Linked DNA regions of Homo sapiens: region 2 is linked to region 1. A link is a loop called in an ENCODE intact Hi-C map of the cell type or tissue named here. Cell type or tissue: A673. All regions are shown on one strand. Links, peaks and the distances in the headings refer to the core of each region. The heading gives the core; the rest is flanking DNA.

Region 1 (16,950 bases), core at 3,099-11,098:
CTTGCCTTTAGAACTGTGAGACAATAAATTTCTGTTATTAAACCACCCAGTTTGTGGTACTTCATTACCGCAGCCCTAGCAAACTAATACAGCTCCCAAATGGGTTCTCCTTCCTATCTCCTTAGAGTAGTGAACTTGGGGAAATAAGTACTAGATTAGGCATCTAGAGTTCTGTGTTCTGAATCCAGTTTCATCAGAGACTAACTACAAAAACTTGGATGTATCACCTGATTATTCCAGGTCTCAGTTTCTTTGTCTGAAAGATAATGGTACCATCCAACTAAAAAATTCTGAAGTGCAAAAACTGGCACAGATTTCTTTCAAGAGAGCATTAGTAGGCTCAATTGTGTTTTATCTGTTATACAGAAATACAAGCTTACAAAACAAAGAATTCATGAATGAATGCACATATTGCAAGCTAGTTTCTTTATATTAAAGCTAAATTCAAAACAATTTTTTTACTGATGAAGATTCTAAGTATAATGTTATTTATTAAAATTTAATTTACATGTATCTTTTCCAAGTATCTGTTACAGGGAGTGAAATATGCTTATGGTAGTAAAATTTATTCCCATTACTTTAAAGTCAATACTTGTGCTATAGAACTAGTAATAATGTATTTATTCCCAAAGAATTTCCTATTAAATTCTTTGTCCATGGTTTCCCAGATGAATGGTGCTGGGTAATTTTAGGAAAAAAAAAAGTGACAGGGGAAATGGTTTCCCTGAAAAAGTTTCCCCATGTCCAGTCATCTTTAGCATATATGCCAATTTAATTCTTGTTTTAGTCTAAAAATAATTATAATCTAAGCTCAAGGGCATTGAGTCAGTACTGACCCAGATATTCTGGGCCATCTTCAAGATGGCTGGAAGTGGGCCACGACCTTTAACTGCTCTAGAGGTTAAATGATTAACAGAAGGATATCTAACTTACTGTAATGAAGCTGTCACTGAAATGACCAGAAGGAGGAAATTTCTCATCTCCAGTCTTACAGCATCATTTTCTAAGTAGGCATACCTATATGTGGAATGGAGGGACTCATTATTTTCTTTACAAGCTTGAAAACCAGCCTCCACTTTCAAGAAGCAGAAACTTCACTCGGTGTGTGGAACTTTCTTTCCTTTTGAAAACTCAGGTCTCTCCTTCAAGAAATAATAACAGACATCTTCTTATGTATGTAATTATCTGATTAAAGTGAACTGGAACCACTTTTTGTCATAACTGCACATTAATTATAACTTCTTTCAAAGAAAAAAAATCTAAAAATTTAGCTGAGTAAAACTATGAAATGGCTTCTAAATGTGGAGGCAAATAAAGTCTTGCCTGCTTTCAAGTTGTAAGTGACTTGTGGGCTAAGGGCTGAATGTATTTAGTTCAGGTAACCACTTCAGCTTGACTGATACAGTTGTTGTTTCAGTGCTTGGCCAAATAGCCTTTTATGTTGCAATCAAGTAATAGATACGAGATTGACAAGTAACAAAGAAAAAGAGCTTTCAGTCAACATGGACTAAAATCCATTATTGTGGTGTGTACACTGTTCAGGGGACCTGTAAACACATCTTCATTGATCCCACAGAAAGATAGAAATATCTCCCCTTGTATGGCTCAATCAAGGCCTGTTTCACAAAGGTAAAGTGCAAACAATATTGAAAAAGCAGAAAGAGACTGACAGTATAGTCAAACAGTAAATAATGGTTGGGCTCAGGAAACCTATCTATAACATTTCAAATTCCTGTCAGCTCAAATGAAATGTATAACCTCTCTATTGCAAACTCAGAAAGATCAGAACATGGGGGACTGTACATTCCCCTTATTGTCATCCCCCTTTTACCAACTGACCAAATCAATAAGAAAAAAAAATCTCATTTTACAGTTTTGCATTTTCATGGGTATCTCAGTGGATAAGACTCTGAAAAAGATCTCATCTGTGAAGGTCAATAATTCATTCCTCCCTACCCCCAGCCCCCACATTTAGGATCTGCTGCCATTTATGTGAATGAATTTTGTTAATTATAAAATAGAAAAAAAATTATCATGCTGTGTGAGTAGAACTGGGTTTTCCTGCCAATTTGAAATTTTATTAGAAATGCCTACTACATCAATTCCAAACTTCCACTTTCATTTATGTTTAAATACTTGTAATTAGGAGAAGCTATTTGGGAGCTGCAGACACCAATAAATAGTTTGTATGGCTTTCTAAAAAGGTTGGCAGGATGGTCTGAAGCTCAGCAGAGTTTATAAACAGATTCATCTGTTATGTAAATCTCCATCCATAATAATTATTTATCCATTATGGCTAATCAGCATTCCAAGAAGAGGAAAAGTGGAAACAATCAGTAATGTCTTAAAAAAATGCTCTTATTCTTAAAAAAATGCTCTTATACCTGAAGATTCCTTAAATTTAGCCATCAATTGACTAGACATATAATCATTTGTTCCTCTTTTTAAAAAATCTCTGAAAGAAATCAGTACTGCACATTTAAAACAATGTTCTTATATAGATACAGAAGAGTCAAATAAGAAACAAATTGGATCACCCTTTTATACCACTAACTATCCTGCATCCCTCTTTTCCTCCTTTCCTTCCAAAACATAAGATTCCAAAGAAAACAAAGACTCATTTAGCTCAGAATGAGTATTGGTTATGTCTACATGCAGAAAGCAGACCTGACAGGATATGTTCTATGCCTGTGATTCTTGTGTAGGGAGTGTTAATGAGGTGCTAACACAGCTCATGGCATAGTCTTTTGATGTTGGTTTATAATCTGTGTCCCAAGTAAATATTCAGCATACGGCATGCACAATTCTATCTTCAGGACCCCAGGAAGAAGCTTATTAGAAGAAACTAAACCCAGTCAGGAGTAAACTGAATCCTCACGCCCATGCTCCACACCCTATCCCACATTGCAGGGAAGGTTTGAGGAGCTGATGTTCCTTTAATAAACAAGATGATTATTGATCTCCTATTATGTGTTAAACTCCATGCCACCTGTGGTTAGCCTGTGTTGGAAAACACCAGCAAGTACCACTTGCACAAATTAAAGTTCCTTTCTGGAATATGGAATAAATAATTTTCTTCCAAGCCTTGAAAGAATAAAAAGGAATATGCACATTCCAAAATTTACATACACTCAGCTGAAATTTGTGATAAAATTGTAAAATAAATATTGTATTTATTACATATAACATATTTATTATATATTTTCTTCTTATTCCCTGAGTTTTGTTTTCTTTCTTTTTGAGAACTCAGGTCTTTCCTTCAAGTAATAACTGATCTCTCTCTCTCTGTGTATGTGTGTGTGTGTGTGAGTGTGTATATACATATATATATATATATATATATATATATATATATATATATAATTATTTTATCAAAGTAAGACTGGAATCCCTGAATTCATTTCCTTGACTTCATTTTCTGCTAGATAAACACTTTCCCAGCCTCTATTTTCTGCAACTATTTGACTCTAACTTTAAAAATATAACTATCCTCCAAGTCCCAGTGAAAAATGCATTCTCTCCATAGTCTCTTTCCTAATTCTTCATCCAGAAATGCTCTCTTCTTCATTGGATGACCCATCACAACCTATACATACCATACCTGTCACTGAACAACTGTATTTTGGCCCATGACTCATCTTCTCTACATAAAAGGAGCTTTGTTTTATATTTTTTTTTTGTATGCCTATACCCATAGCACTTAATAAGCTACCTTAAACATAGTAGTCATACAGAAACACCTACTGATATGATCTGGATCTGTGTCCTCACCCAAATCTCATGTTCAATTTTAATCCTCACTGTTGGAGGTAGGGCCTGGTGAGAGGAGATTGAATCACAGGGTGGTTTCTCATGGTTTAACACAAACCCCCTTGGTGCTGTCATCACGACAGTGAGTTCTCACAAGATCTGGTTGTTAAAATGTGTGTGGCACCTCCCCCAGCTCTCTCATATAAGAGAGAGCTGCCCCATCTTCCCCATTTCTGCCATATAAGATGCCTGATTCCACTTTGCCTTTTGCCCTAGGTAAAAACTCCCTAAGGATTTCCCAGAAGCAGAAGGCACCATGTTTCCTGCACAGCCTGTGGAACCATGAGCCAATTAAACCTCCTTTCTTATAAATGACCCAGTCTCAGGTATTTCTTTATAGCAATAAAAGAACAGCCTCATACAGAAATTTGGTACCAAGTAGTGGGGCACCAGAAGTGGGGTATTGCTATAAAGATACCTGAAAATGCGAAGTGGCTTTGGAACTGCATAATGGACGGAGATTGGAAGAGTTTGAAGGGCTCAGAATAAGACAGAAAGATGAGGAAAAATTTTGAACTTCCTAGAGACTTGTTGAATGATTGCAACCCACATTTTGATACTGATAGGGACAGGGAAGTCAAGGCTGATGAGGTCTCAGATGAAAATAAGAAACTTTTGGGGAACTGGAGCAAAGGGCACTTTTGTTATGCCCTAGCAAAGAGCCAGGCTGCATTTTACTCCTGCTCTAGGGATCTGTGGAACTTTGAACTTGAGAGATGATTTAGGGTATCTGGCAGAAGAAATTCCTAAGCAGCAAAGTGTTCAAGATGTTGCCTGGCTGTTTCTAACAGCCTATTCTCATATGCATGAGCAAAGAAAATATCTGAAATGGGAACTTATATTTAAAAGAAAAGCAGAGCATAAAAGTTTGGAAAATTTGCAGCCTAGCCATGTGATAGAAAAGAAAAGCCCATTTGCAGTGGAGAAATTCAAACCAGCTATAGAAATTTGCATAAGTAAAAAGGAGCGAAGTGCTAATAGCCAAGACAGTGAAGAAAAAGCCTTACAGTTATCTCGAAATCTTTGTGGCAGTCCCTCCCATCACAGGCCTGGAGGCCTGGGAGGGAAGAACGGTTTCATGGGCCAGGCCCAGGGCCCCACTGCCCTGCACAGCCTCACAATGCCACTCTCTACATCCTGGCCACTCCAGCTCTAGCAATGGCTCAAAGGGGTCCAGGTACAGTTCTGGCTGCTGCTTCAGAGGCTGCAGGCTAGAGAAGTCTTAGTGGCTTCCACATCATATTAAGCTTGCAGATCCACAGAATGCAGGTACTGAGGCTTGGGAGCCTCCCCTGAAATTTCAGAAGATATACAGGAAAACCTGAATGTCCAGGCAGAAGCCTGCTGCAGAAACAGAGCCCTCACAGAGAACCTCTGCTAGGGAAGTGTGTAGGGGAAATTTGAGGTTGAAGCCCTCACACAGAGTCCCCACTAGGGCACTGCCTAGTGGAGCTGTGAGAAGAGGTCCAACAGACTCCAGAACCTAGAATGGTAGATCCACCAGTAGCTCACACCCTCCGCATGGAAAAGCTGCAGGCACTCAATGCCAGCCCTTGAGAGAAGCTGCAGGGGCTGAACCCTGCAAAGCCACAGGGGAAAAGCTACCCAAGGCCTTGGGAGCCTACCCTTCACACCAGTGTGCCCTGGATGTGAGACACAGAGTCAAAGGAGATTATTTTAGAGCTTTAAGATTTAATGACTGCCCTGCTGGGCTTCAGACTTGTGTGGGGCCTGTAGTCCCTTTCTTTTGACTGATTTATCTCTTTGGGAATGGGAGTACTTATTCCATGCCTATATTCCCATTGTATCTTGGAAATAACTAACTTTTTATTTTTTGATTTTACAGGTTCATAGGCAGAAGGGACTTGCCTTGTCTCAGGTGAGACTTGGGACTCTAGACTTTTTAGTTAATGCTGGAATGAGTTAAGGCTTTGGGGGACTGTTGGAAATGGGTGACTGTATTTTGAATGTGAAAAAAAATGACATTTGTGGGACCAATGTCCCACAATGGTGGAATAATATGGTTTGGATCTGTGTCCTCACCCAAATCTTATGTTCAACTCTAATCCTCAATATTGGAGGTGGGGCCTGGTTGGAGGTGATTGGATCATGGGGGCGGTTTCTCATGATTTAATACAATTGCCCTTGGTGCTGTCATCACCATAGTGAGTTCTAATGAGATCTGATTGTTAATAAGTGTGTGGCACCTCCTCCCACCTTGGTCCTGTTCCGGCCATGTAAGATGCCTGCTCCTGCTTTGACTTCCACCATAAGTAAAAGCTCCCTGAGGCCGCCCCAGAAGTAGATGCTTCCATGCTTTCTCTACAGCTTGTGGAACCATAAGCCAATTAAACTTCTTTTCTTTATAAATTACCCAGTCTCAGGTATTTCTTTATAGCAATGCAAGAACGGCCTAACACACCAACAGAACTGAATCATGCATGTATAAATTAAATGCTAGACCAAAATAAAGAACTCCTCAATTTTAATTAAAGCTCCAAAGGGTTAGCTAAGAAAGAAGGGGATTTTTCTTAAAGGTTACATCAAAAATAGTAGTTCTACAAATAGAAAATAATTTCAAAATCACCCTGATTTGTTCTCAGGCTTTCTAGCCAAATTTTAATTCTGAATGCTCTAATTCGGAAAGAAACTAAGTTGAACTCTGAAGCTTAAAATTATCCAATGTCAATCACTTGTGATGGGTTTTATCACGGATAAAATATAAATAACTCTTTATTGGAATAATATTTATTGCTTATACCTGTGTTTGTCTCATGGTTGAGAATCCAGCTCCATTAAAACTGGTCCTGGAGAATGAGATTAGTTTAATTTCCAAGTGGGCTAAATGTTCTTTATATCAAAGAGAGTAGGAATCCAGTAGCCAGAGACTGTTCGAAGTCCCCATATATAAATCCTATTGTGTCACTTTTCTCCTCCCTGCATCCTAAATGAATCTCTTGACCAAATACTCTCTCATTTTTCTCTTACATTCCAACTCATGAGCCTTGAACAGCATTCCAGGTCTGAAACACCAAGCTACTTGCTTCCCCTCAATTTAAAACTATTTTAAAGTCCATGTTTAAGAAGCTTATTTCAATGAACTAGGCCCAACCACTAAAGATGATTTATGGCACCTATTTCCTGGACTAGTAATACTTAAGATCTAAGAATAAAAAGGATATAAAGAGGTAATAGGTTGGCTCACTCTTTCCAGTACATAGTAAAGCAGAGCAGGGACAAGCACTGCTCTGTCATTCCGAGGACAGGGTATTTTGGTGTCATCCTGATGTTTCACTTAGAGATTTAGCTTCTCAGAGCAATGTTAAATTAATAAAGACCAAATTCAAAGAATAATGGCTTAGACATTTTTTTTGGCTTCTTCAGGTTTTTTCTTTTCCTTCTCAAACCTCCGTGCCTTAGTCATGCAGAGAAACAACCGAAAATAATATAAAACTTTGGCATTCATGTATTCTGCATTCAAGGTTTCAGAACAACCCCAAAGACCCATGACATGTAGAAATGTATAACTTTGCTAGAGTAGAGTGTAGGAATGAACCTTTGACTAGTGAGTAGGTCTTCCAGTCCTCTCAGCAGCTTCCATCTTCTTTATATAGCTTGTTGTCTACTCTTGTTATTCTGTAAGAATTTATGGAACATATTTTATCCTATGTTCCTGAGTGTGAATTTGAGAAATTAATCTATTACAAATTAGGTGTTCATTTCTTATTTGCATGTATAACAAATACTGAAATCTGCTATAATTTATCATCTGAGTGGAGATGACTGGTAGCCCTAAGCACCAGGATGACATATGTTTTAGTTTCCCTTATTTTCTTGGGATAGAATGTCATGAGCAACACTCTCCATCTTTTCTCCTATCTACTTCTGTGTCCGCAAACATCCTCTTAGGCACAACATCCCAGCTGTAAGCCCATTCCAGACAGTTGAAGCCTTACCTCTTCTCAGTTCCTACCAGCTTATTTTCCCTACAGTTAGTAGCTACTTCCAGTATTTCTCATACTATATTAACTTAATGATCTGTCTCTTGAAAACTTTTGGAATGACAGTATAGACTTTCAGCTTCTAAACAAAATGGAGTAACACAGAGTAACAGGGACCGGATTTACCCTCTCACCCGAAAAACAATACTAGTAAACAAAATACATGAAACAACGATTTTCACACGTTGGACATCGGGCAGCACAGGACAAAGAAGCAAATAAATAAAGAGCATTAAGATTTCCCATGTTTATTACTTGGAATAAATTTCTAGGCCAAGGCAGTGAGTGAGAAACCTGAACCACATAAAACCTCATGTATTGAGGAGACAGAGCTGAGAGTGTAGGAAGTCCAACGTAGCTGGAGTAATCACGGCAGAGTACCAGGGAGACAAAAGCTGCACAGAGAGCGTTTCAAATGTGCATAAGGTTTCCCTCAAGTCTTCAGCTGTGTACTGACTAGTGCATGATATGAAGGAACTAATTAACCAAGACTAGAAGAAGATCACCCAAAAAGAAACTGAGGGAGCAATCCCCAGAGCTCACACACAAGGCTACTGACTCAGTAGTAGGACAAAAGTAGCTATAGATTAAAGGCTGTTCTGGTTAGGCCTTGAAAAGCTTGACAGCAAGCCTCAAAAAAATTTATTTTTAGTAATTTAACTGCAATAACAAAGCTTATAACTATTTCTAGATATATAAAAATGTCTAGGGCCCAACAATGTAAAACTTACAATATCTGGCATTCAGTCAAAGTTTACCAGGCAAGCAAAGAAACAAGAAAACATAACCCATAATCAGCTCATCAAAATCTGTCCAGAAGTGTCTCAGATGTCAAAATTAGTAGACAATGACATTAAAAGGGTTTTTATAACTCATTTCATATTTTTAGAAAGGTATAGAAAAGGATGAACACTTAAAGGAGACACATAGAAGAGCAAAATCAAACTTTTGGAGATGAAAATAATATCTGAAATTCGAAGCAAAAAATATAGTGAAAGGAATCAACAATAGTTTAGACAACGCAGAAGAAAACAATTTAGTAAACTTAATGTATCAGAGTAAAAACTATGTAAAAGAACACACAGAGAAAAAAAATAGAACTGAAAACAAATTGAAGAGAGCATGAGTGAGCTATGGAACAATGTGGAGAATCCTAACATACATGTAATTTTAATCACTGAAGGAAATGCCAGGAAGTTGTTCTTCCTGTTTGAAGAAAGAATGACCAAAATCTTTTTCTAGCCGGTTTTAAGATTTTTTTCTTTATCACAGATTTTAATAAATTTGATTATATCAAAACTCACACTAAATACAAGTCAAGGTCTGAGGACAAATGTCTAGAGCAGTCGAGAGAGTGACATAATGTTGAGCTCTCCAAGACCACATAGGGCATATCAAATTTCAGAATGGCCAGCCCCTGGCCAGAGCAAGAATCGCCTTCCTTACTCTAGCCCTTCCATTAGGAACTTCCAGCACTACTCCAGCATCCTTGGGTATGGTTGTAATAAAACATTATTGTTAAGGAGGTTTAATCCCAGTGTTGCATACATTCTGAATAAGCTGAAGTCTTGAAGGACATTTAAGAACGCTTGAGTGTTTTCTTTTCCATCTTTCTGTTTTTAGTTTTTTAATTTTACTTTAAGTTCTGGGATACATGTGCAGAATGTGCAGGTTTGTTACCTAGGTATACATGTGCCATGGTGGTTTGCTGCAACTGTCAACACATCATCTAGGTTTTAAGCCCCGCATGCATTAGCTATTTGTTCTAATGCTCTCCCCCTCCCCTTCCACCCCACCCCCTAACAGGCCCCAGTGTGTGTTGTTCCTCCCTGTGTCCATGTGTTCTCATTATTCAACTCCCACTTATGAGTGAGAACATGAGGTGTTTGGTTTTCTGTTCCTGTGTTAGTATGCCGAGAATGATGGCTTTCAGCTTCATCCATGCCCTGCAAAAGACATGATCTCATCTCATTCTTTTTTTTTTTAGACTTGAGTCTTTATTTTCTAAATTCTTCCAGGTAAACTAGGTTTGCATACTGCTTAAATTAGTACATTAAATACATTTAAAATGATGTTCCAATAAGGTCCAATGTTGTAAAATTATCAGAATTACAATCAAGAGGCAAATATATCAGTGAATTTTAAAACATCAAGATTAGCATTAGTGTATGACTTGGTTGGGGGAAATCTGCTTAAATGCCAATACCTGAGTGTATTTAGACTAACAGGTGAATACATTTAGGTGCACTCCAGCCACAGCGTCCTCCTCATCATTCCTGAAGCATCTCATGCATGCTCCTACGCAAGTACCTTGCATGTGCCACCGTCTCTGCCTGGGTCATTTGTTCCCTTACTTCATTCACGTGAGACTCACTTCACTCTTCATTTTAAGAGAAAACCCTTCAAATGTCATGTCTCTTCCCAACCACCAAATAGTACCCTAATGTCACTCTATGTGCACTTACCAAGTTCTATGCATGTTCCTTGCACTTATTTGTACCTGACATTATGTCATATATGCAGTTGTTTGTTACTCTAGAGCAGGGATTACTAAACTAAGGCCCACAAGCCAAATCCAGAATTATGCAACAGAGACTGCATGTGGCTTTTGAAGGCTAAGATATTTATTGTCTGATCCTTTCAGAAAGTGTTTGCCAATCCCTACACTAGAGTATGAATTCCACAGAGCAGGTATTTGTCTGCTTTGTTTCCTGTAGTAGACTGAATTATTTCTGCCCAAAATCTATATGTTGAAGTCTTAACCACACTATAGCTCAGAATGTGACTGTATTTGATCGGATCTTCAAAGAGTTAAGATAAAGTCATAGGATTGGCCCTAATCCAATATGGTGTTCGTATAAGAAGAGAAAATTTGGACACAAACACACACAGAAGGAAGACCATGTGAAGACACAGGGAGAAGACAATCATCTATAGGCCAGAGTGAGGTCTCAGAGGAAACCAACACTGCACAAAGGAAACACACATCCTTTATTTTTGAATCGATAAATTTAGTTAAAATTAGGAATCATTTTTTCTCCAAAATAACATGATTTTTCAACTGAATTTAACCATTTTTTTCCCACGGAAAATCATTTTAGAATGGTAGACAATGCCTGCTTTATAAAGCAGGTGAGTTCTTATGACTCCTGAATTATTGTTGGTAGACTGCTTTAGAGGAAACACATTTTATTTCAATTCATCATTATCACATTACTCTAAAATACATATGAGCTGCCAATTTACAAAAATAACTAATTTTTTCTCACTTTCTAGTAAAGATGGGGAAAAAAGCTATTAAGAGATAAGAATCTAAGTCTGTTTACATTCCATGGATTTAAATAAGTTGAAATAGATTCAAGTATAATTATAGCACATAATATTTCTATAATATCAGAACATAATTTTATGACAAGAGTACACAGCAAACTATAGTTTTGTGCATTGTATTCTAGTACCAACATTACTCCTGAAGTTCACAAAATTCCCAGGCTCATCAATAACCACAAAACTCTATGTGTGAGCTCCAAGCAGTGTCAGTTTGTTCTTGTAATCGCTACACAGCTAGAGAAATGCATAGTGAAAAGATCAGAGCTTCAAAACTAATCTGATGAATAGTTATGGAAACAATAATATGAAAGTATTTTTAAAAGAGCATTTAAAATTGTTTTAATTAAAAAAAATGTGCTGCAAAGCACACAAGTAGGGAAAACTTACTCATTAAAGCTCAACTTAGTTAAAAGGAAGAGATGATTCAATTCTAAAATTGAGCCATTTGGGGTACCCAAAAGTGAAAGCACCATTCAACTGTGGCTTTTAATCAATCTCTGCTCCTCTTAAACTCTATAGAAGTATTTAAGAACCTAACACTTCAAACACTCACAATAATCCAGCTAGACTGGATTTTTCAAGGGCAAGCACTGTGGCTTTTGTTTTCCTGTCTAGTATTTATCTTACTACCGTCTCCTCAAGCACAGAGCTGGGCACCAAGTATACATTCAGTAGATGGATGTCAGTTGCTCACGTTACTCTCTAACCTCAGGGAGACCTCTAGCATCTTTCTCTCTGCAACTATCAGCCATCTCCTGCCTTTACTTCTCTCTCTTTAAACTTTGGGCCCACGGTCTACTGCTTTGGCGACTCCCTTGCCATCTTCCTCAAATCTTCTGCCTCACTGATGGTCGTTCCACTTGCCTAAAAAAGCTCCAAACCTGAGTCAGTTGAAACATCGCCACCCTGGCCTCCATTGAGACTACGCGATGCAGCTAGCAGAAAGCACAGCCAAACACCTGATGCCAATACTAACATTGGCTTTTCAACCTCAGCTGCACCCTCGCTGCTGCCTGCCTGCCACAGTCCTTCATCAGCTTTCTCTCAGTTATGCACAGACTATTTCAAACGTTTTCCACTCCCCTAAAACTAGTCTCACCACGGATCTCCTCTTTCAGCCAAAGACCTCACCTCATACAGGAAACAGAAGTCCTTGAACTTTCTTTCACAAGCCTACATATGTGTCTGTGCCTCTCCCTATCATTCCTTTGTTTCTTTCTGGAACAATGAAAGAAGAGGCTGTCCCTTCACCTAATCTCTGGAGCTCATCACTTTCAGTCTTCTCAGAGACATGGCTCAGTTGATGATTCCTTCTTTATCACTTCTGTCTTCAGCCTCTGCCTCTCTGGGGGTTCCTCGCTGTCAGCACTTTAAACATGCTCAAGTCTCTCTAGATTTAGAAATCACTGTCCCCTATTCCCCACATCACTTTGTGGTTACCTTCCTGCACTTCATTGTCCCAGCAAATTTCTTGAAAGCATTGTTACATGTGCTGATTTTACCTCCTATGTGCACTTCCTCAGCCCACCATACCATGAAAACTTCTTTTCCCAAGTTAACCAAGTTTGTGACTATCTTGCAATTAATTCTCTGGACATTTTGGTCCGTATCTATGTGACTTCTTGGCAGCATGTGGCACTGTTGACTGCTATTATCCTTCATGAAATCTTCAACTTGACTTCTGTGACATTGATCTCCTCAGTTTTCTTCCTCTTGCCATTCTGACTGGTACTCTTCAGTCAAGCCCTTCTTCCCCTGACCATGGTGTTTTTCAAGTTTTTATTTGTATTGGTTTCTTAAGGCTGCCATAACAAAGTACCACAAATCAGGTGTGTTAAAACAACAGAATTTTTTTCTCCCTCATTTCTGAAGACTGGAAGTCTAAAATCAAGTTTTCAGCCATGCCAGGCTCTGTCTGATGGCTCTGGAGGAAGATTCTTCCTTGCCTCTTCCTAGCTCCTCGTATCTTAGGTGCATCATTCTCATCTCTGCCTCCATAACCATCTCACCACATTTCTATCACTCTTTTGATAGAGTCCAAACCCCTCAGCATGAATTTCATGTTCTCTCATGGTCAAGCCTCTGAATTTCCTACCTTCAGTTCTCATGCTCTATGCTTCCGCCGTATTGAACTTCTTCCAGTTCTTCCAAGTTCCCATGTTTTCTCTCATTTCTTGCCCTCTCCACTGGTTATTCTCTCTGCCTGAGATATTTGTCATTTCTCTTTTCATCTGGCCATCTCACACTCATTCTCCTTGTCTCAGTTAGATGTCACTTATTCAGACAGTCTTTCCTGAACCTGAGATTGAATTATGTACTTCTCCAATGACTGTTCATAGCACACTCTACTTCCCCGTGATCACCCTTACCATAACCCTTTAACCATTTGTACTATACTGCACTATAAAACCCTTCATGATGCTTAGTACATTTAACTGAAGCCCTCAGCACTGTGCCTGGCAAATAGTGCATGTAGAATAAGTATTTATAACATGAAAAATGACATACATACTACATACAAGCTTCTGGGAAAATGAGTTGAGTTCAGAATACTGTATTCGTAGACTAACGTAGATATCCTTAAAACTAAGTTACAAAATTTCTTATGAATCATTGAGTAAAAACAAATATAGAAAAATAGATGCTTGGCATCCTTTAGCTCCCCTAACTTAACTCCTGCAGAATACTTATTGATTAAATTGAAATGTTAGAATAAAAAAGAATATCAAAGATATTTTCATAGCCCGAAACAAAAGTTTATTCTAATATAAATGATTCTTAAATATGAAAAGAAGATGTCTTTTATGTAGAGTCCAGCCTAATTCGAAAGCAATAGATAGATAAACTGAAGGAGAAATTTCGTAACTTCATATTTTTCTCACCGTCATTTTTATTCTAATCCTTTTAACTAAGAAATACATCCTCCCTGCTTTTTCATATCCCTTGACCCAATTGCAACATCCATTTAGTCTAAGTAGGAGACACTAAGCCAAAACATGGCAACCATTTTCAAGTAATTGAATTTTGTCTTCCAGAAGAAAGAACATATACCTCAGAGATATTGTGGGCTCAATTCCAGACAACCAAAATGAAGTAAATATGATAAGAAAGCAAGTCACACAAAATTTTTTGTTTCCCAGTGCATATAAAAGTTATGTTTACAGTATAGTCTATTAAGTGTGCAATAGCATTATGTCTAAAATCAACATACATACCTTAATTTAAAAATATTGTATTGCTAAAAATATGCTAACAATAATCTAAGCCTTCAGCAAGTCTTAGATTAACCTTTTTGCTGATGGTGGGTCTTGCCTTGATGTTAATGGCTGCTCACTGATCAAGGTAGTGGTCGCTGAAGGTCAGGGTGGTTGTGGCAATTTCTTAAAAGAAGACAATAAGACAACAATGAAGTTGGCCACATAGATTGACTTTTCCTTTCATGAACCATTTTTCTGTAGCATGCCATGCTGTTTAGTAGCATTTTACCCACAGTAGAACTTCTTTCAAAATGAGAGTTAATCCTCTGAAACCCTGCCACTGCTTTATCAACTAGGTTTACGGAATATTCTAAATCCTTTGTTGTCATTTCAACAATGTTCATAGCATCTTCACCAGGAGTAGATTCCATCTCAAGAAACCACTTTCTTGGCTCATCTATAAGAAGCAACTCTTCACCCATTCAAATTTTAACATGAGAGTGGAGGAATTCAATCACATTTTCAGGCTCCACTTCCAATTCTAGTTCTCTTGCTATTCCTACCACATCTGTAGTTACTTCCTCCACTGAAATCTTGAACTCCTCAAAGTCATTCATGAGAGTTGAAATCAACTTCTTTCAAATTCCAGTTTGGTGATGTTATTTTGACCTCTTCCCCCGAATCATAATTTTTTTTTTTTTTCTGAGATGGAGTCTTGCTCTGCTGCCCAGGCTGGAGTACAGTGGCATGATCTTGGCTCACTGCAACCTCTGCCTCCCAGGTTCAAGCAATTCTCCTGCCTCAGCCTCCCAGGTAGTTGGGATTACAGGCACACAGCACCACGCCCAGCTAATTTTTGTATTTTTAATAGAGATGGGGTTTCACCATTTTGGCCAGGCTGGTCTCGAACTCCTGACCTCGTGATCCACCTGCCTCGGCCTCCCAAAGTGCTGGGATTACAGGCATGAGCCACCACGCCTGGCCTGAATGTTTTTAATAGCATCTAGAATGGTGAATTTTTTCAAGACTGTTCTCAGTTTAGTTTGCCCAGATCCATCAGATAAGAGGAATCACTATCATAGCTACAAGTGTTACAAAATATATTTCTTAAATAAGACATGAAAGTCAAAATTACTCCCTGATTCATAGGCTGCAGAATGGATTTTTTGTTAGCAGACATGAAAATAACATTCATCTCTTAATACCTCTCCATCAGAGCTCTTGAGTGACTAGGTGCATTGTCAATGAGCTGAGCAGTAATATTTGGAAGACAATCTTTTAAAAATATTCAGTAAACCATGCTGTAAACAAATTTACTCTCATCCAGGCTTTGTTGTTTCATTTGTAGAAAACAGGCAGAGTAGATTTAATGCAATTCTTAAGGGCCTTAGGATCTTCAGAATAATAAATGAGTATTGGCTTCAACTTAAATTCACCAGCTACATTCCCCTCTAATGTGAGAGTCAGCCTGTCCTTTGAAGCTTTAAAGCCAGGCATTGACTTCTTCTTTCTAGCTATGAAAGCCCTGTATGACATCTTATTCCAATATAAAGCTATTTCATCTACATTGAAAAAATCTGTTGTTTATTGTAGGCACTTCATCAATGATCTCAGCTAGATCTTCTGGATAATTTGCTACAGCTTCTTCAACAGCACTTGCTGCTCCACCTTGCCCTTTTATGTTATGGAGACGGCCACTTTCTTTAAACCTCACGAACAAACCTCTGCTAGCTTCCAACTTTTCTTCTGCAGCTTCCTCACCTCTCTCAGCCTTCACAGAATTGAAGAGTTAGGGACTTGCCCTGTATTAGGCTTTGGCTTAAGGGAATGCCGTGGCTAGTTTAATCTATTCAGACCACTAAAGCTTTCTTCATATCAGCAATAAGATGGTTTTGCTTCCTTATCATTCATGTGTTCACTGGAATAGAATTTTAATTTCCTTCAAGAACTTTTCCTTTGCATTCATAACTTGGCTAACTGGTACAGGAGGCCCAGCTTTGGGCCTGTCTCAGCTTTCATTATGCCTTCCTTACTAAGCCTCCTCATTTCAGGCTTTTGGTTTAAAACGAGAGACTTGCTACTTTCTTTCACTTAAACATTTGGAAGCCACTTGTAGGGTTATTGATTCCCCTAACTTCAATATTGTTGTGTCTCAGCTAGTAGGGAGGCCTGAAGAGAGGGGTAGAGATGGGAGAACAGCCAGTCAGTAGAGCAGGGAGAACACATAGAACATTGATCAATTAAGTTTGCCATCTAATATGGACACGGTTCACAACACCCCAAAACAATTAAAATAGTAACATCCAAGATCACTGATCACAGGTCACCGTACAAATACAATAACAATGAAAAAGTTGGAAATATGGCAGAATAACCAAAACGTCACACAGAGGCACAAAGTGAGCACATGCTGTTAAAAAACGCCACCAATAGACTTGCTCGTTGCAGGGTTGCCACAAACCTTTAATTTGTAAAGAATGCAATATCTGCAAAGCACAATACAACAAAGTGCAGTACAATGAGGTATGCCTGTATGTATCCTTTGTTGTTTCATAGAGCAGAACATGGACCAAAGAATGGAATTTTTAGGGGGTCAGATTTGTATTCAACAG
Region 2 (16,950 bases), core at 3,344-11,343, 60 kb before region 1:
ATTTTAAAACAAGATTTTATTACAAAAAATCTTAAACATATTCAACTAAAGAAAGTATAATATAATCAACGCCCCTACATGTACCTCTCACATACCTTCAATAATTAGCATCTCATAGCTTATTATATTTTATCATTACCCCCACTTACCCTTCCACTTCCACCCTGGGCTATTTTAATTAAATCCCAGATATGATGCCACTTAACCCATAAATATTTGGGGACAATTTTTATTAATTAAAATTTTAATTAGCAAAATAAAAAAGTATAGTCGGGCTTAATTATTAAGTAGACATAGCCAAAGATAAATCTAGTGAACTGAGTGATAGAACTAAGAAATTCTCCAGAAATGGAGTGTAACAAGATAAAGAGACCATGGAATTATATTTAAAAAAGACTGAGACAAGGATTTATATAAAAGTAATTTATTAAGGACCACCTCCCCATGAAAAAGAAAACTTGTATGCAAGAAAGAAAACAGAAAAGAAAAAGTCAAGCAAAATTGTGATTTCAAATGATGTCTAGCCTCAATCTATTTTATGGAGCATTCTGAAAGGCAAATTTCCCTAGAGAGTTTGTCTCACCTTGAGGCAAAGGATCTGGGCTTTTATATCCCTACCTTGATTAGTCATTGACTACCGGTCATCTCCCAAGCAAAGCATCTCCAAGTGCCCAAGGAAAGCTCTCCAAAGAAAGTCAGAGGTGTAAACTTTTGGCAGTAATGCAGACAGCATTTGGAGAATATTCTCAAAAGTGATAATTGGGAACTGAGTGGAGCATCAACAGCACCAGCTACTGATGGAAAATATAATTAAAAAGTACGTGACATGGAGAATAGATACAGAACTTTCAGTATCTTCCCATAGAAATCACAGAAAGATAGAAGAATATAGTAGAAAATAAACAAGGAAATTATAAAAGATAGTTTCCCAAATAAAAATTATAAAAGATAATTTTTTAAAAGGTAAAATTATTCATGTTGAAAAAAATTCACCAATTGCCAAACAAAAGTAATGTGAAAATATGCATAATTGGAAATTACTTTTCCAAAACCTTACAATAGCATAGAAAGAAAATTCTAAACATTTCCAGGGGAAATTAGTCTAGCTACTATGGTGAAGATAAGTTTTACAATTGATGCTCAGACTATGACACCAACAAGGAAAGTCATCCAAAGCTTTGAATGAGCAGAATCAATTATAGATTTACTAGTATGTATCCTAGTGAGTTAGATGTGCCTTGATGAGTTAAATAATGCTCAAGCTATACACCATTTATGTCTCATACAGAAGGAAAATGTGTATAGGATGGCAACTACCAGATATTTGGTTGGTTCCACAGACTTTCATATTTAATACTCACTTCTTGCAGATGTATCTAGGTTCTACTGGAATTTGGCCAAGAGACATGCCTGACCATACCCTTAAAGGCAGGCCCACTGACCTCAGTCCTATTGCAGATCCTGAAGTGTGCCAGTAAGTTGGCTATAGACTCTTTTGACCACAGTCAATGAGCAGTCTTGCCTTCCCAGAGACCTGGCAGCAGATATACCCATCTGTGTCCCTGGAGGCAGGCTTGAAGATCTTGATTCAACTCGGATCCTGAAGTAGCTCTGGTAACTCCATTTTAGCTCCTCTTATCTGTGGCCCAGGAACAGTCCTACCCACCCAAGGACCCTCCAGGTGACATGCCTATCCATGCTCTGGAATCTAGATCTGCCAACCTCAAATCAACTCTAGATCCTGAGAAAGCCCTGTGACCCAGCTGCAACTGCACTCAGCCACAGTCTCAGGGCAGTCCTACCCATCCAGAGACCCATACAGTGACCTGACAGAAACCCTTATAAAGACCCAGCAGGAATCACACCCATCTACACACTTGGTAAAAGGTCTGCTATATGTGGATCCAATTGTGGACCTGAAAGCAGACCCTTGTACTAGTGCCAGCCCTATTGACCAAGGTCTTAGAGGCAATATCCTTCGCCCAGGAACCAGACAGGATCCATGCTCACTTGAAACTCTGGTAATAGGCCGTTCAACCATAGACCCCAGTAAAAAAAAAAAAGTAGCAGCAACCACATAACCTGGCTCCAACCCCAGTTGACTGTAATCCCAGAGGCAATCCATCAACCCAGGGACTTCCAGCAGAGGGTCTTTACTGCTGAAACTGGTTTTTAAAGATTGGAAGAGGTGTTTGCTCCTTCAAATGCACAAGCACTGATGTAAATCTACACGAATCATGAAGAATCACACAAACACAACATACCCAAAGGAAACTAATAGAGTTCCAATAACCAATCCAATAACCAGCTCCAATCTCCAATTTGTAGAAATTGAGTCTATAAATTACCTGACAAAGAATTCAGAATAATCATCTTAAAGAAGTTCAATGAAATATAAGAGAATACAAATAAACAACTATATATAATCAGGAAAAGAGCATAAACAAGATAAGAAGTTCAATAAAAAATAAAAACCACAAAAAAGAGCAAAACAAAAATCCAGAAGTTAAAGAATACAGTGGCAGAACAAAAAAAAATGCAATTGAGAGCTTCAACAGCGGACTCCATTGTACAGAGAAAAGAATCAGTGAACTTGAATACCAGTCTTTAAAAATAGCCAGACATAGGCACAAAAAAGAAAAGGAATGAGAGAAAAAGAACAAAGAAAGTATAGGGGACCTATGGGATGCCATCAAATGAACAAATATATGCATTATGAGAGTTCCCAAAAAGAAGAGAGAGAAAACAGAGAAATAATTTTAGTTAAAGCATATTTCTTGATTTAAAAAAATAGGGTGCTGTGGCTCACACCTGTAATCCCAGCACTTTGGGAGGCTGAGGTGGGCAGATCACTTGAGGTCAGGAGTTTGAGACCAACCTGGCCAACATGGTGAAACCCTGTCTCTACTAAAAATACAAAAATTAGCTACTCAGGAGGCTGAGGTAGGAGAATTGCTTAAACTCAGGAGGCGGAAGTTGCAGTGAGCTGAGATTGCACCACTGTACCCCAGCCTGGGCAACAGAGTGAGACTCCATCTTAAAAAAAATAAGAAATAAGGGTTTAAAACCTCCCAAAACTTGAGAAGGATATAAGGCATGCAAATTCCTGAAGACTCCAACCAAGGTGAGCCCAAAGTAAATACCTGAGACACATTATTATCAAATTATCAAAAGTCAAAGACAAAGAGAGTTTTGAAAGCAGCAAGAGAAAAGTAACTTGTAACACACAAGGGAACTCTATGAGGCTACTAACAAATTGCAGGCCAAGAGAAAGTGGTGTAATATATTCAAAGTACCAAAAGAAAGATCTGCCATTCAAGAATATTATACTCTTATAAGGTACTCTTCATAAATGATGGAGAGATAAAGATATTCCCAGACAAATAAAAGCTGAAGAAGTTAATCACCATTAGCTATGCCTTACATATGATAAAGAGAATTTGTCACATTGAAATGAAAGGATAGTAAATAACAACATGAAAACATGAATGTATAATAGCCACAGGTAAAGGTAAATGTATAGTCAAATTGGAATGCTCTGATACTGTAATGGTGGTGCACAAATTACTTTTACTTCTAGTATAAATGTTATAAAAGTATTAAAAATAACTATAGCTACAATAATTTGTTAATAATATAGAACATAAAAATATGTAAAGTGTAACATCAATAGCATAAAATGTGAGGGAGGAGAGAAGTAAAAGTGTAGAGTTTTTCTGTGTGACTAAGTTAAGTTGTTATCAGCTTAAAATAAAGTATTATAACTATAAGACGCTTATATAAGCCTCATGGTAACTATAAAGAAAAAAATCGCTAGTAGATACACAAAAGATAAAGAGAAGAAGAATTAAAGCATGCCACTATTAAGCAAATGAACATGAAAATTACAAGCCCCATGTCCTCAGGAGATAGGAGGGGATAAGGGGAAAACCCTGGCAAGGTCCTGAAGTACAGGTAACCAGATCCATCTCCATCCTTGTGGCAATCAAAAGCAATAATCCTGTACTTACTTTAAGGACTTATAATTATGACTTTATTTTTTTAATGACAGGTCAGATGTGGGATAGGAGGCATGACTAGCTTCCTGCTCAGACAGACAGAGCAACATGTGAAGGCTCATATCATGAATTTTGCTCCAATAACTACTGCAGGAATATACCAGGAAAGCTGAGAGAATTCACAGACCCTTTGAAGGAACTGAATCACAGCTGGAGGCTCCCTGAGATAATAAAAAACTATGAGTCTGCTTGTTTTCTTAATGCAGGAGGCTCATGGTCTGGGGCAAGTTCTCAGCCCTGGTCACTGGCTGCCTGGAAATAGTCTCAGTGCTTTGTGGAGTAGGGGCACAATGGGAGTAAGATCAGCCTTTAGGACTGTGAGCTGCATGGGAGCAGGGTGAGGCCTGTAACTGCTGGATTTCCCCCACTTCCCCTGGTGACCTCTATTACTCGGCTGAGGCAGCCATAATCTCTCTGTGAATATAACTCTATTGGTCTTGGAGCCACACCCCCATCCTCCACAACAGCCATAGCAAGCCCTGCTCAAGGAGGGGCTGAGCTCAGACATGCTTATCCTTGCCCCACCTGGTGGTCTTTCTCTACCTACCTCGGTAGCTGAAGACAGGTCATGATCTCTTGGGACCTCTATGGCCCTGCCCACTGCCTGAGAAACTTGAATACTTAACCAACCAGGTGTCCCTATGGCAAGTTTGCATCCTCCCTGTAGGATTGCACCTGATGCATTCTTGAAAGCACCACCTCCTGGCTGGAGGCCAACCAGCACACTAAACAAAAACACAACTGAAGACCCTCACAGAGTTCACTTCACTCCCCTGCTAACCCTGCTGTAGCAGGTGCTGGTATCCACAGCTGCAAGACCTGAAGACAGATCACATCCGAGGACTCTTTGCAGATACTCCCCAGTACCAGCCCAGAGTCTGGTAGCTCTGCTGGGTGGCTAGACCCAGAACAGCAAAAACATTCACTACAGTTCGGCTCTCAGCTTCCTGAGATTCCCACATTACTAGGGAAAGGGGAAGAACACCACATAAAAGGAGGACCCTAAGGGACAAAATAACCTGAAAGGCAGTCCTTGATTCCCAGATCTTCCTTCTGACATAGTCTACCCAAATGAGAAGGAACCAGAACAAAATTCTGGTAATACGATAAAATGAGGTTATTTAACATCCCTGAAAAGATCATACCAACTCATTAGCAACTAATCCAAAACAAGAATAAAGCTCTGAAGTGACAGAAAAAGAAGTTAGAAGGCTGATTATTAAGCTAATCAACGAGGAACCAGAGAAAGGTGAGGTCCCACTTAAAGAAATAAAAAACATGATACAGCATATGAAAGAAAAATTATTCAGTAAAATAGATAGCTTAAATAAAAAACAATCACACCTTCAGGAAATAAAGGATACACTTAGAGAAATGCAAAATGCATTGGAAAGCTTCAGTGATAGAACTGAACAAAAAGAAGAAAGAAACTCAGAGCTCAAAGACAGGGCTTTTGAATTAACCCTATCTGTCAAAGAAAAAAGAATTTTAAAAAAATGAACAAAGCCTCGAAGAAATTTGGAATTATGTTTAATGTCCAAGCCTAAGAATAATTGGTATTCCTGAGGAAGAAGAGAAATCTAAAAGTTTGGGAAACATATTTGAGGGAATAATTGAGGAGACAACTTCCCTGGCCCTGCTAGAGATCCAGGCATCCAAATACAAAAAGCTCAAAGAATACCTGGGAAATTTATCGCAAAAAGATCATTACCTAGGCACGTAGTCACCAGGTTATCTAAAGTCAAGACAAAGGAAAGAATCTTAACAGCTGTGAGGCAAAAGCATCAGGCAACGTATAAAGGAAAACCTATCAGATTAACAGCAGATTTTTCAGCAGAAACCCTACAACCTAGAATAAATTGAGGTCCTATTTTTAACCTCCTTAAAAAACAATTATCAGCCAAGAATTTTTTATCCAGTGAAACTAAGCTCCATAGATCAAAAGATACAGTCTTTTCCAGACAAATGCTGAGAGAGTTTGCCACTACCAAGCTAGCACTACAATAACTGTTAAAAGGAGCTCTAAATCTTAAAGCAAATCTTTGAAATATACCAAAATAGAACCTCCTTAAAGCATAAATCTCACAGGACCTATGTAACAATAACACTATGAGGAAAAAACACAAGGTAGTCAGGCAACAAATAGCATGATGAATAGAATAGTACATGACATCTCAATTTTAACATTGAATGTAAATGACTTAAATGCTTCACTTAAAGACACAGGATGGAAGAATGGGTAAGAATTCACCCACCAAGTTTCTCCTATATTCAGGAGACTCACCTAACATGTAAGGACTCATATAAGCTTAAGGAAAAACTATGGGAAAAGATGTTCCATGCAAACGGACACCAAAAGCAAGCATAAGAAGCTATTCTTACATTAAACAAAACAAACTTTAAAGCAACAGCAGTTAAAAAAGCTAAAGAGGGGCATTATATAATCATAAAAGGACTAGTTCATTATAAAAAGATCACAATCCTAAATACAATAGAAATGATCAACAAAAGTAAGAGTTGGCTTCCTGAAAAGATAAATAAATGGACAAACCTTCAGCTAGACAAATGAAAAAAATAAGAGAGAGCGAGAGAACTCAAATAAATAAAATAATAAATGAAAGATAAGACATTACAGTTGATACCACAGAAATACAAAGGATCATAAGAGATCACTATGAACAATTATACACCAACAAATTGCATCACCTATAAGAAAGGAATAAATTTCTAGAAACATACAACCTACAAAGACTGAATTATGAAGAAACAGAAAATCTGAACATAACAATAATGAGTATGAAGATTGAATCTATAATACAAAGTTTCCTGTTAAAGAAGAGCCCAGGACAAGATGGCTTTACTGGTAAATTTTACTAAGCATTGAAAACAAATTAATGCCATTCTTTCTCAAACTCTTCCAAAAAATTGAAGATGAAAGAATACTTTGAAACCTATTTTATGAGGTCAGCATTACTCTAATATTAAAGCCCAATAAAGACACTACAAGAAAAGAAAATTACTGGCAAATATTCCTGATGAACATAGGTGCAAAAATCCTCAACAAGATATTGGCAAACCAAATTCAACAACACATTAAAAGGATCGTACACCATGAACAAATAGGCTTTGTCTCTTGAATGCAAAGATGGTTTGACAGAAATCAATAAATATGATAGTCCACATTATCAAAGTGGAGGATAAAAATCACATGATCATTTCAATAGCTGCACAAAATGTATTTGAAAAAAATTAATATCCTTTTGATAAAAACTCAATAAATTCAGTACAGAAGGAATCTACCTCAACATACTAAAGGCCATGTATGACAACCCTACAGCTAACATCATACTAAATAAGGAAAAACTAAAAAGTGTTTCCTCTAAAATCGGAAACTAGACAAGAGTTCCTGCTTCCACCACTTCTATTCAACAGAGTACTGTTCTACACAGAGCAATTAAGCAAGAGGAAAAAACGTATCCAAATCAGAAAGGAAAAAGTTAAATTGTCGTTATTTATAGATGATATGATCTATATATAGAAAACTCTAAATAATCCTCTAAAAAATTTTAGGATTAATAAATTAGTTCAGTAAAGTAGCAGAAAGCTAATCAACAAACAATAATCACCTGTGTTTCTTACACAAACAATTAAGTGTTTGAAAAAGAAATTGAAACATTCCCATTTACAATAGCAACAATTAAATACTTAGAAATAAATTTAATCAGGGAGTTGAAAGATCTGTACATCAAAAACTATAAGACGTTGAGAAAGAAATTGAAGAAAACACAAATGAATAAAAAGATAGTCCACGTTTATGGATTGGAAATATTGATAAAATGTCCATACTATTCAAAGCAATCTACAGATTCACTGTAGCCCCTATCAATATTTCAATGGCATATTTCATACAAATAGAAAAAAAAAATCCTAAAATTCATATAAAACCACAAAAGGCCTCAAGTAGCCAAAGCAATTTTCAGAAAGAAGGAAAAACCTGGAGACATCACACTTCCTGATTTAAAACTATGCTACAAAGCTATAGTAATCAAAACAGTATGGCAGTGGTGTAAAAGCAGACACATAGGCCGGACATGGTGGCTTACATCTGTAATCCCAGCACTTTGGGAGGCTGAGGCAGGCAGATCACTTGAGGTCAGGAGTTTGAGACCAGCTTGACCAAAACAGTAAAACCCTGTCTCTACTAAAGGTGGATTACGCATAGACCAATGGAATAAAATAGAGAGCCTAGATATGAATCCTGGTATATACAGTCAAGTAGTCTTTAACAGGGGCATCAAGATTACACCTTGTAGAAGGGACAATCTCCTCAATAAATGGGAAAATTGGATATCTACATTGCAAAGATATGACATTGGACTCTTATCATGCACTATATACAAAACCTAACTTAATATGGATTAAAGATTTAAATGTAAGATCTGAAACCATAAAACTCCTAGAAGAAGACACTGTGGAAAATCTTATTGACATTGACCCAGGCAAAGATTTTTTGGATATAACACCAAAAGCATAGGAAACAAAAGCAAAAACTAAACAATTGGGGCTACATCAAACTAAAAAGTTTCTGCACAGCAAAGGAAACCAAAAATAAAATGAAAAGGCCACCTGTGGAATGGGAGAAAATATTTGCGAATCATATGCTATTGTCTGAATGTGCCCTTTAAAGTTGATGTGTTGGAAATTTGATCCCCAATGTGGAAGTGCTGGAAGGTGAGGCTTTTAAGAGATGTTGAGGTAATGAGGGCTGTACCCTCATGAATGCGTTAATGCTGTTATTGAGGAGTGGGTTCTTTATAAAAGCACAAGTTCATCCCACTTTTGTCTCTTTCTTGTCCTCTCTTTGTCTTTCTGCCATGTGATGCCTTCCACCATGTTATGATGCAGCACAAAGGGCCTAACAGATGCAGGTACCTTGATGTTGAACTTCTCAGCCCTCAAAACTGTAAGTCCATACATTCCTGTTCATTATAAATTACCCAGTTGGTGGTATTTTGTAATAGGAACACAAAACAGACTAAAACATCATATGATAAAAGGTTAATATCTAAAATACGTAAGAAACTCATACAACTCAATAGCAAACAAACAAACAAACAAAAAACAGATAGCCCAAGTAAAACATGGGCAAATGACCTAAATAGACATTTTCCCAAAAAAGGTATACAAATGACAAGTATATAAAAAGATGCTCAACATCACCAATCATCAGGAAAATGCAAATGCAAATGAAAACCATAATGAAATATCACCTCCTGCCTATTAGAATGGCTTTTATCAAAAAGATGAAAGATAATAAGTGTTGATGAGATTGTAGAGAAAAGGAAACCCTTGTACATTATTGCTAGAAATGTAAATTGGTACAGCCTTATGGAAAACAGTACGAATTTCCTAAAATAATTAATAATAGAACTACCACCTGATCTAACAGTCTCATTGCTTGGTATATCTCCAACAAATATGAAATCAGTATCTTGAAGAGATATCTGCACTATCATGCTTATTGCAGTATTATTAATAATAGCCAAAATATTGAAACAACCTCAGTGTCTGTTGACAGATGAATGGATAAAGAAAATGTGAAGGGAGGGGTTGTGTGTCTACACATATACACCCACACACAATGGAATATTATACAGCCATAAGGAGAAAAAAATCCTGCCATCTGCAAGAACACAGATGAACCTGGAAGACATTATGCTAAGTGAAATAACCCAGACACAGAAAGCCAAATACTTTATACTATCACTTTTATGTGAAATTTAAAAAACTTGATCTCACAGAAACAGAGATTAGAATGGTGGATGCCAGGGAATGTGGCGTGGAGGAAATAGGGAGACAACAGTCAAGGTATACAAACTTTCAGTGATAAGATGAATGAGTTCTGATGATCTAATGTATAGCATGGTGTATATAGCTAATAATATTGTATCATATACTTTAAATTTGTTAAGAAAATAAATCTTAAGTGTTTGTACCACACACAAAAATGATAATGATGTGAGGTAATGATGTGTTAATTAACTTGGTTGTGATAATCATCTTACAACGTATACACATAGCAAACCATTATGTTGTACACCTTAGAGAGATACAATTTTTATTTATAAATTATACCTCAATAAAACTAGAAAAATAAATAAAGATAGTTTGGAAGCATGTAAACGTTCAGAAAATGAAGATATGAGATAGAAGAAAGAGTCTGAAATATAATAGTTAAGACTAAATAAATATTCTAAATAGTTAAGACTAAATAAATACAAATATAAAATTTATCAATTTTAAAATGTAATAGTCTAATTCCAGATGATTGTATTAAGAGAGTTAGCTGTGGTGGAGTTGGGGAAGCAAAAAGGAGGGAAATGGACGTATATAACATTTATGTCTTCGGGGGAAGCTATATACATTTGTTCTATTTAGACTTTAATAGAAAAACGTAAGTGTAAAAGTATGGTTCAGGATGTAAGAATAACCATTATAAAAAAATAGAGAAAATATGATTGCCAACCAACAAGAAGGAAGAAATAAAATAATGAATTCAATCAATCCCCTAAAAAAATAGCAAAGGAAAAAAACCAAAAAAGTACAAATAGAAAACAAAATAATTATCAGGATAAATATATATATATAATTATCCAATATAAATATGACTACCATATACTCATTAAAAGAAACTGTACACAGAAAAATAGCATATTACGTAAAAAGCTTGAAAAACTGTATCAGAGGAATTTCACATTGATAAAATATACACTCTACCAAGGACAATCTAAAAATATAGTGTTGAATTATATAAAGGGAAAAAATTGAGATTCAAGAAGACATATGGCAAATCCACAGTTCTGTGGGATGTATACCTCATTAGCAATCAAGAAATGAAATAGATCAAAAGTTGGTAAGCATCAGAGGGTGAAGGTTTTCTTCCTTCCCATTCTCCTTTTTGCTTATCTTCTTGCCCCTTTCCAAATTTTTGGATGAAATCCTTGATTAGATATAAAGATAGAGCTACAGATAGAGATGTACACAGAGAGAGAATATATAGACTATATTAGCATAATTATGCATTAAAATTATGTTGTAAGAACTAGTTAATATTATAAAAAGAAATATTTCTTTACATTGCAGATATTTCATTCTAAAGCATGTACTTAATAGAATTTTAAGATATAATAACCCCTCTGTACTCCCCAGATGGTGCTTAGATTTTGGGGACAGGAATAAAAGAATATCTAGGGGGTTATGAACAAAGAAAGAGGAAGCGGGATCTAAAAGAAAAGAACTCCCGGCCGGGTGTGGTGGCTCACGCCTGTAATCCCAGCACTTTGGGAGGCCGAGGTGGGCGGATCACGAGGTCAGGAGATCGAGACCATCCTGGCTAACACGCTGAAACCCCGTCTCTACTAAAAAATACAAAAAATTAGCCGGGCGCGGTGGCGGGCACCTGTAGTCCCAGCTACTCGGGAGGCTGAGGCAGGAGAATGGCGTGAACCCAGGAAGCGGAGCTTGCAGTGAGCCGAGATTGCGCCACTGCAGTCCGCAGTCCGGCCTGGGCGACAGAGCGAGACTCCGTCTCAAAAAAAAAAAAAAAAAAATTAGTCAGGCATGGTGGCGGGCACCTGTAGTCCCAGCTACTCGGGAGGCTGAGGCAGGAGAATGGCGTGAACCCAGGAGGCAGAGCTTGCAGTGAGCCAAGAGAAAAGAACTCCCAGCTAGCCATTTACAATGGGATTTTTTTTTTTTTTTTTTTTGAGATGGAGTCTCGCTCTGTCACCCAGGCTGGAGTGCAATGGCACGATCTCGGCTCACTGCAACCTCCGCCTCCTGGGTTCAAGCGATTCTCCTGCCTCAGCCTCCTGAGCAGCTGGGACTACAGGCACCCACCACCACGCCCAGCTAATTTTTGTATTTTTAGTAGAGACAGGGTTTCACCATATTGGTCAGGCTGCTGACCTCGTGATCCACCAGAGTCGGCCTCCCAGACTGCTGGGATTAGAGGCGTGAGCCACTGCGCCAGGCCTATTTTTTTTTTTTTTTTTTTTTTTGCTATTTAATAAAGCTTAACTTGTTGGTTGCAGGGGGGTGTTGCTTTTTATTTTTATTCTAACTTTCATTTTACGTTTACAGGTACACGTGCAGGCTTGTTACACAGGTAAACTCGTGTCATGGGTGTTTGGAGTACAGATTATTCTGTCACCCAGGTATAAGCATAGTACACAATAGTCATTTTAAAAAAGCCTTTCCTTCCTCCCACCTTCCACCCTCTAGTAGGCCCGAGTGTTTGTTGTTCCCCTCTTTGTGTCCATATGTTCTCATTATTTAGCTCCCACTTATAAGTGAGAACATGCAGTATCTGGTTTTCTGTTCTAGCATTGGTTTGTTAAAGATAATGGCCTCCAGCTCCATCCATGTTGCTGCAAAGGACATGATGTCATTCTTTCTTATGGCTGCATAAGATTCCATTATGTATATGTATCACATTTTCTTTATCCAGTCTACCATTTATGGACATTTAGATTGATTCCATGTGTTTGTTATTGTGAATAGTGCTACAATAAGTATATGTGTGCATGTGTCCTCATGGTAGAATAATTTATATTCCTTTGGGTTTATACCCAATATTGGGACTGCTGGGTCAAATGGTAATTCTACTTTTAGTTCCTTCAGGAATGACTACACTGCTTTCCACAATGGCTGAACTAATTTGCACTCCCATCAGCAGTGTATAGGAATTCCCTTTTCTCCACAACCTTGTCAGCATCTGTTTTTTTTTTTTTTTTTTTGAGACAGAATTTTGCTCTGTCACCGATGCTGGACTGCAGTGGTGTGATCTCAGCTCACTGCAACCTCCACCTCCCAGATTCAAGCAATTGTCCTGCCTCAGCCTCCTGAATAGCTCGGACTACAGGCGTAAGCCACCATGCCTGGCCAATTTTTGTATTTTTAGTAGAGACGGGGTTTCACCATGTTGGCCAGGATGGTCTTGATCTCCTGACCTCGTGATCCCCAAAGTGCTGGGATTACAGGCGTGAGCCGCCACACCCGGCCTGCCAGCATTTGTTATTGTTTGATGTTTTAAATAACAGCCATTTTGACTGTGTAAGATGGCATCTAATTATGTTTTTGACTTGCATTTCTCTAATGATTAATGATGTTGATCATTTTTTCATATGTGTGTTGGCTGCATGTATATATTGTTTTGAAAAGTGTCTGTTCATGTCCTTTGCCCACTTTTGAATGGTTTTTTTTTTTTTTTGCTTGTAATGTAAGTTCCTTATAGATTCTGAATATTAGTTCTTTGTCAGAAGCATAGTTTGCAAATACGTTCTCCTTTTCTGTAGGTTGTCTGTTTACTCTGTTGGTAGTTTCTTTTGCTGTCAGAACTCTTTGGTTTAATTAGGTCTCATTTGTCAATTTTTGCTTTTGTTGGAATTGCTTTTGGCATCTTTGAAATCTTTGCCAGTTCCTATATCCAGAATGATTTTTCCTAGGTTATATTCCAGGGTTTTCATACTTTTGGGTTTTACATTTAAGTCTTTAATCCAACTTGAGTTGTTTTTTTTAATATAGTGTAAAGAAGGGTCCCAGTTTCAATCTTCTGCATATGGCTAACCAGTTATCCCAGCATTATTTATTAAATACAGAATCCTTTCCCACTAGTTGTTTTTGTAAGCTGTGTCAAAGATCAGATAGTTGGAGGTGTGCAGCATTATTTCTGGGCTCTCTATTCTCCTCCATTGTTCTATGTGTCTGTTTTTGTTCCAGTAGCATACTGTTTTGGTTACTGCAGCCCTGTAGTGTAATTTGAAGTCAGGTAACATGATGTCTCCAGCTTCATTCTTTTTGTGTAGGATTGTCCTGGCTATTTGGGCTTTTATTTGTTTCCGTATGAATTTTGGAATGATTTTTTTTCTAGTTCTGTACAGAATAATATTGAAAGTTTGATAGGAATAGCATTTAATCTGTAATAATCTTTGGGCAGGTAGTGTGGCCATTTTAATAATATTAATTACCTCTTATCCATGAGCATAAAATGTTTTCCATTTGTTTGTGGTCATCTTTGATTTCTTTGAGCAGTGTTTTGTGATTCTCTGGGTAGAGATCTTTCACCTCCATGGTAAGCTGTATTTGTAGTTATTTTATTCTTTCTGAGGCAACTGTGAATGGGATTCTGTTTCTGATTTGGCTTTTGGCTTAGATATTGTTGGTAGAAATGCTACTCATTTTTGTACATGGATTTTGTATCCTGAAACTTTGCTGAAGTTGTTTATTACCTTAAGGAGCTTTTGTGCAGAGACTACAGAGTTTTCTAGACATAGAAGCTTACCATCTGCAAACAGGAATAGTTTGACTTCCTCTCTTTCTATTTGGATGTTCTTTATTATTTTTTTCTTGCCTGAGTTCTCTGGCCAGAACTTCCAAAACTATGTTGAATAGAAGTGAGGAGAAAGAGCATCCTTGTCTTGGGGCCTATTTCCAGCTTTTTCCCATTCACTATGCTGTTGGCTGTGAGTTTGTCATAGATGGCTCTTATTGTTTTGAAGTTTGTTCCTTCAATGCCTAGTTTATTGAGAGTTCTTAACATAAAGCCATGTTGAATATTATTGAAAGCATTTTCTGTACCTATTAAGATAATCATGTGGTTTTTTGAACTCAGTTCTGTTTATATGATGAATCGCATTTATTGATTTGCATTTGTTGAACCAATCTTGCATTTCAGAGATAAAGCCTGCTTGATTGTAGTCGATTAGCTTTTTGATGTGCTGCTGGATTTGGTTTGCTAGTATTTTGTTGAGGACTTATGCACCAAGGACTTTTGCATCAAGGATATTGGCCTGAAGTTTTCATTTTTTGTTGTGTCTCTATACCAGGTTTTGATATCAGGATAATGCTGGCCTCATAGAATAAGCTGGGGAGGAGTCCCTCCTCCTCATTTTTTTGAAATAGTTTCAATAGGAATGGTACCAACTCTTCTTTGTACATCTGGTAGAATTTGTCAATGAATCTGTCTGAGAATCTTCCTGGTTTAGTCTTAGGAGGATGCATTCATCCAGGAATTTACCCATCGCTTCCAGATTTTCTAGTTTGTGTGCATAGAGGTGTTCAAAGTAGTCTCCGATGGTAATTTGTACTTCTGTGGAGTCAGTGGTAATATCCCCTTTGTCATTTCTAATTGTGTTTATTTGGATCTTCTCTCTTTCCTTCTTTTTCAGCCTAGCTAGTGGTCTATCTTAATAATTTTTTCAAAGAACCAACTCCTGGATTCGTTGATCTTTCATATGGTTTTCCATGTATTAATCTCCTTCAGTTCAGCACTGATTTTGATTACTTCTTGTGTTCTGCTAACTTTGGAATTTGGTTTTCTCTTCTCTAGTTTTTCTAGTTGTGATGTTACATTGCTAATTTAAGAGATTTCTAACTTTTTGATGTTGATGTTTTAGTGCTATAAATTTCCCTCTTAAAACTGCCTTAGCTGTGTCCTAGAGATTCTGGTATGTTGTATCTTTGTTCTCATTAATTTCAAAGAAATTATTGATTTCTGCATCAATTTCATTATTCACCCGAAAGTCCTTTAGAAGCATATTGTTTAATTTCCATGTAATTGTATGGTTTTGAGTAATTTTCTTCACATTTTATATTTGTATTGCATTGTGGTCCAAGAGTGTTGTTGGTATGATTTTTTTAATTTGCTGAGGATTGTTTCGTGTCCAATTGTGTGGTCAATTTTAGAGTATATGACATGTGGTAATGAGAAGAATGTATATTCTGTTATTTTTGGATGGAGAGTTCTGAAGATATCTTTTAGGTCCATTTGATCAAGTGTTGAGTTCAGGTTCTAAATATCTTTGTTAATTTTCTGCCTTAATGATCTAATACTCAGTGAGGTGCTGAAGTTTTTCACTATTATTGTGTGGGAACCTAAGTTTCTTTGTAGATCTCTAAGAACTTGCTATATGAATCTGGGTCCTCCTGTGTTGGGTGAATATATATTTAGCATAGTTAGGTCTTCTTGTCAAATTGAACCCTTTAATATGAATGCCCTTCTTTGTCCTTTTTGCTCTTTGTTGGTTTAAGGTCTGTTTTGTCTGAAATTAGGATTGCAATCCCTGCTTTTTTCTGTTTCCCATTTGCTTGGTAGATTTTTGTTTATCCTTTTATTTTGAGCCTATAGATGTTACTGCATGTGAGGTGGGTCTCTTGAAGACAGCACAACATTTAGCCCTGCTTCTTTATCCAGTTGCCACTGTGTGACTTTTAATTGGAGCATTTAACCCATTTACATTCAAATTTAGTATTGAAATGGGATTTGATCCTGTCATCATGTTGTTAGCTGGTTATTATGCAATATTATAATTGTGTGGCTGCTTTATAGTGCCACTGATCTGTGTACTTAAGTTTTTTTGTAGTGGCTGGTAATGGTCATTTATTCCTATATTTAGTGCTCCTTTCAGGAGCTCTTTGAAGGCAGATCTGGTGGTAATGAATTCCGTTAGCATTTGTCTGGAAAGAATCTTATTTCTTTTTCCTTTATGAATCTTAATTTGGCTGGATATGAAATTCTAGATTGAAAATTCTTTTATTTAAGAATGTTGAATATTGGCCCATAGTCTCTTCCAGCTTGTAGGGTTTCTGCTACAGGGAAAAGGTCTTCATGGGATTCCCTTTGTATGTGACCTGTCCTTTCTCTCTAGCTGTTAAATGTTCTTTGACATTTTTTATTTCATTTCACCCTTGGAGAATCTGATGATTATTGTCTTGGGGATGATCTTATTGTTTAGTATCATGCAGGAGTTCTCTGGATTTCCTGAGTTTGAATGTTGGCCTCTCTAGCAAGACTGGGAATGTTTTCATGGATGATATCCTGAAATATATTTTC

Evidence for each region. Peaks named below come from ENCODE experiments on the same cell type or tissue, not always from the same donor. Only the 100,000 strongest peaks of a DNase experiment are listed, where the experiment ranks them.
Region 2: a loop joins it to region 1, with 3 times the contacts of the local background. A loop is called at or near these places in 2 of 110 quality-filtered maps.

Annotation. Positions count from the first base shown.
Region 1 is chr15:37,708,364-37,725,313 of GRCh38, forward strand. No RefSeq gene overlaps it. Among named protein-coding and RNA genes, the nearest start is that of TMCO5A, 220 kb to the right of the region's middle. In A673, for the core only: no CTCF peak of the experiment used is centred there; a DNase peak (open chromatin) is centred at 6,878.
Region 2 is chr15:37,648,616-37,665,565 of GRCh38, forward strand. No RefSeq gene overlaps it. Among named protein-coding and RNA genes, the nearest start is that of TMCO5A, 280 kb to the right of the region's middle. In A673, for the core only: no CTCF peak of the experiment used is centred there; no DNase peak of the experiment used is centred there.